Linked DNA regions of Homo sapiens: region 1 is linked to region 2. Evidence: chromatin contacts called from ENCODE Hi-C data. All regions are on one chromosome and are shown on one strand. Each heading gives the region's core, a stretch centred on a gene start or an enhancer-like site at or near the end of the contact. The rest is flanking DNA. Distances are from core to core; before and after follow the strand shown. Region 1 holds the start of LRCH1 (leucine rich repeats and calponin homology domain containing 1). Region 2 overlaps TSC22D1 (TSC22 domain family member 1).

What was found. Hi-C counts contacts between places; a loop is a spot of excess contacts on that map. Pooled maps may share reads with other maps.
Region 1: a map of transverse colon shows a loop between it and region 2 (11-fold over the local background). The contact joins the promoter of LRCH1 here to the enhancer-like site in region 2. A Hi-C loop is called at or near these places in 2 of 168 maps with a recorded cell type or tissue (naive thymus-derived CD4-positive, alpha-beta T cell and transverse colon) and 5 of 50 pooled maps.

Annotation. Positions count from the first base shown.
Region 1 is chr13:46,550,697-46,554,948 of GRCh38, reverse strand. It overlaps LRCH1 (leucine rich repeats and calponin homology domain containing 1), which reads right to left and starts at 1,779. Exons shown (of 20, transcript NM_001164211.2): 1 at 1,246-1,779. The coding sequence starts at 1,552. RefSeq lists enhancers at 646-965, 622-1,322 and silencers at 1,526-1,585, 1,646-1,835.
Region 2 is chr13:44,429,475-44,434,021 of GRCh38, reverse strand. It overlaps TSC22D1 (TSC22 domain family member 1), which reads left to right. Exons shown (of 3, transcript NM_183422.4): 3 at 1-1,879. Among named protein-coding and RNA genes, the nearest start is that of TUSC8, 26 kb to the right of the region's middle. Within about 2 kb of position 1,250, at least 5 of the 41 ENCODE cell types and tissues checked have a DNase peak (open chromatin) inside an H3K27ac peak, as active enhancers do; they include transverse colon, where a contact is called at or near this core.

The DNA of each region.
Region 1 (4,252 bases), core at 530-3,029, 2.1 Mb before region 2:
CTGCTCCCTTGCCCACTACAAGATTAAACTGGGTGCTCCTGTGATGAGAGTCAACCCATCCAAGACCCAGGGGGTCTGACCCTGGGCCATGAGGCGATGACAGCCAAGAGGTCTGGGCAGCGGCTCCAAAACGGAGCACCCACTGCCCTGGGAAATGTTGGGCGCTTGCTATGACACAAACCCTCCCCCAGGGAGCGGAACCGGATGGCCGGAAACCAAGTCAGTTCTGTATAGACCCTAAGGCCCCAATCCTATTCCACCACCCTCCTTCCTGTTTATAGATCCCGCTCCTGGAACTCCAACTACCAAAGAGAAAGCAGACGTTTTAGAAGTATGTAACACATGACGTAACTTGAAAAAGTTATGCTGCTTATTGGCGCGAGTTACAACTTGCCGGGCTCACACAGGAAAACAGGCTCACGTTAATTACTTTGCCTTTAATATGCCACGCCGTCCTTTCCTGGGGCCCCCGCAACGGTTGGGTAACTGAGAACCAGGTAGCCTCGGTGGTAGGACCCAAACTGTGTGGGCGGTGAGCAAAAGGCACGGAAGGAAGAGGGCCGATCGCTTCCGAAGCGGCAGCCGACTGGGATTCACTACAAGCCCGGCGGCTCTTTTCCCGCACAAGCGCAGGGAGAGGAAACTTGGGCACCTCACAGGCGGCACCGAGTTGCCCGATCGCTCGGCGATGTCGCCGAGGGGGCTCGCGGCACTGCGCCGATGCCCCTGGCTCGGCCGAGGGCGTGCCACCTTTGTCTGGGTTTCCCCACCAGGATGGGCTACGCCTCGATGCAAAGACGGCTTGAACTGGTTGGAGGCGCCGACGCCGCTGTCCGCGCTGGAGTTCCCAGCCCTGCGCGGGGCCCAGGAAGCCGACACAGCCGCCTGAAACCTCCCACTTACACTGCGCGCACGCGGCGCGCCTGCAAGTCCCAGCCCCGCGGTTACTTCCCTGGCGCGGCAGCCACAGGGTGGAGAGCCGGAGACCCCTCGCTCTCAGGCGCAGAGGCCCGGCGCACCCCTGCCCTCCTGGCACTGCATCGCCGGACCAGGCAGGGCCCCCGTGCCCTCTCCAGGGCCCGCTTCTTCCGCGCCCACGCGAGTCCCTTCTTCGGGAGACAACGGGCCGATGGACCCTCCCTCCCCCAGCAAGACAAGATCTCCGACTGTCCACCGCGTTAGGGAACGCACGACAGACACCCAGACAGCACCCACACCCCTGCCCGCCCCTCGGCCCTCACTCACCTGCCTGCACCGTGTCCGAGAGGTCGTGCCCGGGGGCTGCGGTACGGGGAAATTCCTTCAATTTCCTGGCGCTCAGGTTCAGCCCCCCGGAGTTGGCCGCCTCCTCAAGCGCGCGCTCCAGACCCCGGTTCAAGGGCAGGTTGAAGCCCCCGCTGCCACCGCCGCCACCACCCGCCCCGCCGGGGGCGCCGGTTCCTCCGTGGTGCTGATGGTGGTGGTGGTGGTGGTGGGGATGATGAAGTGGGTGCAGAGTAGCTACCGAAAGGGCCGGGACGAAAGGTTGGGGTTCGCTTCCCGGCGTCGCCATCTTCTCCCGGGCCCCCCCACCCCGCCCCGCCGCTCCTGCGGGGGGGTCACAGCGTTCCCCGCGAGGGGAAAACGGCAGCTCGGGCTGAGTGCCGCAGTGCTCCACCGAAAGGCGCTGGAAGGAGGGGAGGAGGGTGTGGGCAGGCGCGTAGAATGGGGGGCGGGCGGGGAGGCGGCCGTGGCAGCTCGGTCTTGAAGGTTTCCTGTCCCCGGGAAGCTAAGGACTGCGGCGGCGGCGGCGGCGGCGGCAGCGCGCATGTGTCTCCTCCCGCCCCTGCGCCCTCCCCCCGGCTGCTCTGCCCTCCTCCGCCGTCTGCTCTCTCCTCCTCCTTCCCCCACGCAGTCTGCCCCGCCTGAGCCTTCCTCCGCGCCTATTCTGCCGGCCGCCGCCGCCTTGCCGCGATCCGCCCCGCAATCGGGTACACGGCGGGGCTGGACGTCTGCTCCGGGGCAACTGAGGCGCCGAACCTCTCTCTGGGCGTCCTTTTGCCGCCCAGGAGGCTTTAGGGGACTGGAGGTTGCGGGGATAGGGGGGTGGTCTGAGAACACGGATAAAACGGCGGGAGGCAATGAATGGGATTTACAGTACAGTGAGGTTTGGGGCAGGAGAGGGTTCTCTCAATTCTGCGATTTATTCTGGCCGTTTAACCCAGAGATCCCCAAGAGGCAGTTTTCATTCACTATGGGGTCATCCCTGCAGATGCCCCCTGGCATTTGGGCGCTTACAATGAACCAGACGCTTGTTTAGGGAGTCTACGTAAGTTACCTCATTAATCCAGGGACCCCAGGAGTGCCAAAGTTGTTCCCCTGAGTCTACAGAGGAAGTTAATAAATGTATCTAAGGTCACCCCTGCAGTTAGAGGGGCGCTAGATTCGAGCTAGGGCCCTCAGAATCTAGGGTTGCCCTCCTTCACAGTGTACCCCTGGGCCAGACGCCAGCGCCAAGGGACGAATACGAGTGGGACAGAGTGTTTGCTGAGCGGCAGAAGAAAGCTACAGACATAGGAAAGAAAAACTCAAAATGAGGGCAGTGTTTATGGGGGACAGAAGACATTGTCGTAGGAGAAAGATGAGCTGGCTGCTCCCCGAAATTGGGTGGTGCCAGGAGAGGCTAGAAAGCCAGTGACCCCAAACAGCAAATCAGTCACAGCTCGAGTCTGAGCTGAAAGAACCATCGAAGTCTCCTTGTGCCCTTCTTCTTCCCGCTTTGGGGCATGGAAACGAACATGTCCGCTTGCAAGTGAATTCACATTCTGCCATCAGCCACCCAGTGGCACCCAGGCCAATGCTGGCACACCAGGGGCGACAGAGAACATCTGACACCCTAAGGGCAGACCAGCTGGACGATTAATAGAATACCATTCCTTTCCTGAAGTTAAAGCTTCATGTCCAACTTTCCAGGGCCTTTATTTTTGCTCTATTCTTAAGGCTTGATTGTCCCCTATGAGCGACTTGGCTTGGGGAAAATGAGTCGGGGGGTGGGTGCGGGGTTGTCGGGGTGTCAAGCACGAAAGTAATGCAACCCTTGGAGTAGGGGAGCTGGTTTTTTAAGTGGTAATACATAAGTTTGATGGCCTAGACAACAGGCTGGAACTGGTGACTTCATGGACTCGGCACTTAAGTATGGCATGATCTGTGTCACTTGAATTGACTGCACAGATAGTTGCCCTTAATTCCTGCGGGATTCTTGGCCCTGAGCAAAGCATTCTAATCTGCCCGGAGGAGACACGCGCCACCTGCTGGTATCCTCCCGCAAACCTCCCCTCTCACATGCCATTCGCCGCAGCCTTCCAGGCTTTTAAAAGTCCGGCTTCAAAATTCATAATAATAACGACAATAATAATAAATGAAAGTATACTTCCATCACAAAAAAGTAACCAAATTTCCACTTTCCTCCAGGGAGAGGAACAGAGAAAAACAAAATCCAGTGAAAAACAGAAACACAGAAAAAAATCCAATTAAAAGAATCTTCAGCTGAAACCAGGTGGTAGTCTGTGTGATCAGCAGTCAGGACATGATTTGGGACATCTTCTGGCTGACTGCAAATTTAGTTCAGACTAAGAGTCGTTGTGATGCATCATAGGAAGCATACATATTTTTTTAAAAGACCACTAATTCTTCTTTAAAGAAAATAATGGATTGCATATGAGCCCACGATTTGCTTTTTAACAAATGATCAGTCCCTCTGTTAGATTGACCTACTCATTGTGGTTTGTTTACCCATCTACAGATTACTAAACTGTAAATTCCATGAAATAGGGACCTATTCATCTTTGCAACTCTCTCCCCATGCCTCAGAATCGAGGGGAGTACTTTGTATATAATGAGTGCACAATTAATATTAGTAATCAATTAAGTATTGCATAATAGACCATGTGTTTAACAGGTTTGCCACCTGTTGATATGTCCTTTTTTATTTGTATAAATTTATGGGGTACTTGTTGATACATCTTTAAAGTTTCAAATGATTTCCCTGAATGAAGGAGTTTTTCTTAAAATGGGAGAGAGTACTTGACCCTTGAAAATGATCTTGATTATTTCTAAATATTAAAGAAACTCGACAAGCCATTTCCCCTTGCTGTCTTGCTTCTTCACTATTTCTTCAAGAAGATGGACATCTCTCTTTTGTTTAATACCCTGTTTACTTATTCTGAAAACAGCACCCTTTTGCTATTAAGGGCAGGAATCAGGCCCTTTTAAA
Region 2 (4,547 bases), core at 1-2,500:
GACCTAGGCTATCTTACCATGAAGGTTGTTTTGCTTATTGTATATTTGTGTATGTAGTGTAACTATTTTGTACAATAGAGGACTGTAACTACTATTTAGGTTGTACAGATTGAAATTTAGTTGTTTCATTGGCTGTCTGAGGAGGTGTGGACTTTTATATATAGATCTACATAAAAACTGCTACATGACAAAAACCACACCTAAAGAAATTTTAAGAATTTGGCACAGTTACTCACTTTGTGTAATCTGAAATCTAGCTGCTGAATACGCTGAAGTAAATCCTTGTTCACTGAAGTCTTTCAATTGAGCTGGTTGAATACTTTGAAAAATGCTCAGTTCTAACTAATGAAATGGATTTCCCAGTAGGGGTTTCTGCATATCACCTGTATAGTAGTTATATGCATATGTTTCTGTGCATGTTCTCTACACAATTGTAAGGTGTCACTGTATTTAACTGTTGCACTTGTCAACTTTCAATAAAGCATATAAATGTTGATAAACAAGTGTTTTTCATATGACCCTGTTAACATAATGGCAGTCATTTCCACAACTGTTTCCAGGTAAAGTTAACAATTTGACTAGTAAAATCCTGAAGGGCAGTGGAATGATTGGAAAAGTAGGGGCGTGATTTGACTGCATGAAGTAAAAGGAAATTGACACATTGAGTTGTTCAGCAGGTAAGAGAAGAGACAGTGGAGGAGTCCAGCTCAATTCTAACTACTGTGTGACTTGGACAGGTTGCTTCACTCCTGGACGGATGTAGGGGTTTGAAAGAGATGATCTCTTACATTCCCCTTTGGCTTTAAAATTCTAGGAGTCCTTGAAAATCTTAATTTTTTACTGAACTGAGAGGAAGAAGGAGCCTTATTCTGTGTATAATTGGAATAAGCAGATCTAGGATCAAAAGACGGAAGTTGGAGAAGCTGATTTCCACTTTAAGAACCCTGTCACCCTGGGTTGGGATGTTTCTCCTAGTGTAGGATGAGTTTCTAGCTCCTGGGATAATTCGTTTTGTCTAAGCAAAAGATGATTTGAGGTGGGACCAGATGAGCAAGGATGTCCTTGCAGTTGATTCTGCATGACTATAAAACAGGCCAAAATTAAAACCACGAAGGAATCCTGAGGCAGATTGGCCCCTGGCACCTGAGGAGTGAGCCTGAGGGATCCCACTCTGCAGTAGGAGTAACGTGAGCGAGCAAGTGAATGGGGTGGGTTTACCGGCTCTGTAATCTATCAACCTAGGGCCTCAGCAGTGGCCCCCTGCCCAGTAGGAATTGGACCAATCCCAAGTTCTAAGGCTTGTCTTAAGTCCTTGCAGAACAAGGACAAACTTTCTGAATCATTCATTTCTCTCATCTAGAGCTGGTGGGAGATTGAGAGGTGAATGGGACATCCAAGATCCCTAAAAAGAATTGTTCGATAGCGTGCATGTGTTATAAAGTGGTGACACGGGCATCCTGTTGAAATGATGGATGGCTCACTGCCATAGGCTGATAGCAGTTGTCATAAAGATATTTTGGGGGAATTTGAAAAGGACGTAAAGAAAAATCTTTCATATTGGCTTGTTGGTTATATAACTTCAAATTTAATAAAGGAATACTTACGTAGTAATTACATTTCCTTGAAAAAACTATAGTGAATAGAAATCCCTAGCCATTTCATTTTTTATGTTTTTAATGAAGATCTTTAAAATACCATAGGTGGTAATCGTGGAAAATTTGAAAAATCTCATGTCAGTGTATTAAGATGGTGGAGAAGTTTTTTTCTCCATTATTTAATGGAACTTTGGGTCTTTTTATTAAAAATGTGAGACTCATGAAATTTTGGCAGCTGAATATTTGTGAAATAAGAATGAATTATTAAAAGATGTCTTTCCATACATGTTCCTCATTTTAGTAATTACTAAACATACTTGAGATGATTGACTTATATTTAAACATATTTAAGGTAATTTAAAAAGGCATTTTGCTACTTGCTTATAGACCTGAGTGTAGGTCTTATTGGCCTGTGGGTTATTATATAACTGATTATGTTGCACTTATGTTCTGTGGAGAAGGAAAGATTTTTAAGGGGAATGGCATGCTGTACCAGCACTGAGTGTTCATGACATCAGTTGCAGCAGGAGAAACCCCCGTTCAATGAAGGAGAAGTAGGAATTTTACATGGATTTGAATGAACGTCTACTTTGTATTTCAAATGAACAGTGTTCATATTTCAGTAATTGTGTGCATTTTTTGCATACTTTAAAAGAGAACTTTTATTTTTCATTATGGAATAAATATGCAATGCCAGAACAGCTTTAAATTTATACAAGAAATGTATAAAAGTTAATTATAACTAAAATTAGGAATGAAAATTAATCTATATAGACACTACTCTGCTCTTGCTTTGTGTAAAATAAGTAGTTGAAACTACCAGGGGCTGACAACATGACTGCTTTTAGATGTCAACTTCAAATCCATTCAGGCAGCAATTGTGGCATTACGATTTTTAGAAATGGAGGCAGAGAAAATCAAGTTTCCTCTCCCTCTTAGGTAACATTGCCTGCAAGTGGAGATCTGTGCCCACCGATAGAACTTGGAAGCAGACAGTGCCATAGGTTCCTGCACTGGTGTGTGGGAGGACCCTGAGCTGAGAGGCAGGCTTCTGGCTGCTAGGCCTGGCCCTGCAGTCATCAGCTGTTTGACCTTTGGACCAGGAATGGAATCCTTCAGACCTGAGTTCTCACCTGTGAAATAAGGATTGGATCAGGTCACAAAGATCCTGTCTTGCCACAGATGCTACAGTCCTCTGCATCTGATAATGACTTTATTTTATTCTTCGAACTTTTGGTGGGAGGGTGTGTGTGTGTGTGTGTGCGTGCACTGTTTTTGTTTATTCATTTAACTTAATGGCTAAAATTAATTTGGTTTTAATCCTAGCTCCTCTGCTAGTTACTAGCTAAGTGACCTCAGGCAAGTTCCTTGTTGTTCTCTGTTTCCTCATGCTTAAAATGGGGACATGCTATCTCCATAGGGGTTTTGGGAGGCTGATGCTGGGAAGCTGTCAGCACAGAGACAGTTCAGAGTGAGGTGGGTTCAAGGAGTGTTAACCATTACTATTATTTCTGAGTCATTCATCTGCTTGTTTATGTTTGTTTATATATTTAATTTTGTATTTTTCATAGGGATAAAGGTGTGGCAGCTTTATTTTCTAATAGCTTTTGATTTAGTATTTGGTAATAGTAGTGACTGTTTAAACTTTACTGTGAAAACACACATGGGAATAATGTCCTTTAGAATACAGATAGAAACACACCGTTTTTTTCTGTATCAAAGAAATAATAGCAAAAGGCTGCATTTCATTTCTGTGAATTAGAGAAGGGATTCGTTGGGAATTGTCCATGTTTCAGTGTCCAATATTTTCGGTACTACAGAAATAATATTGGTGGAAGGAAATGATTACAGGTGGAGTATATATATATCTTAAATTATTAATTTCATTACAGAAAAAGGTTCTATGTAAACCAGTGCTATGGAATGCCAGGCAGGCCTGAAGTCGCTAGGCTTGGAGATCAGGTTCTGGCAACAGCTACTTGGAAGGTTCAGTAGCCATTTAAAAATGTGCAGTATTACAACAGAGGTCTGTGCTTTAGACCAGGTGTTCAGGACCCCAGTGTCTGTCGGATATGGTGGAGAAGCTTCTTGAGTGAGTAGGGTAAGCAGTAGGACATGGTAGTGACTGTGGCAGTTGGGGAGTGTGCTCAGCTAACAGGGACAGTGCTATGTAGCTCCATCCAGTTGCCATATGGGAATTCAAGCACTGTGTTGCTTGATCTTCCAATTTCTTCCAAGTTCCATAAATCCAGGATTCTGTCTGGAAATGCCTGACTTTTGGACACTGCACAGACCAAATAAGAGAGCACACCTACTAAGCTGGTTTGGCCCACAGGCCACATGTGTCCCCTCCGCCTTCTGTCGTCTGACTGTCTCAAGAACTAGAATCTGCCCTAAATGGCAGCTCACCACCCTTCAGCTCAAAATAAATCAGGAAAATCTCTTCTTTTTGATGAGAGAAAGGGGGCACAGGCTATTTGTGTGACTATGGTGCACAGTAAACTGGTACTTTGTGTTGAAAACCATGTGTTAACTTACTCAGAGAACATTTACTGAGTACCTGCTAGAAGCCAGAGATAGTGTAGTGAATGAGCCACAGTCCCTGTCCCCAAGGACAGTTCACATAAGCTGTCTTTAAGATAAATGAGGTAGTTTGTTTTCTGGCAAAATTTGCCTTATGCAATATAATATCTGAATTATTCATTTGTTGTTCCTTCTCAGACGAACCCTTTGGCAGAAATATTTCTGGGAATTCTTCTAGGAACTCTTGTTAAATGAGTAGTGTTTTTCAATGCGGTATATCCCCTACCACTACATTTTATAGCTGATTCATTTAGGAACAAAGACCATGTTTGTAGATGTGTATCACCAAGGTTATATAACACATGACCCAAATTTTCAGGGACACATATATTTCAGTTACAATAATCTGCCCTGTTGTCTCATAAGTGC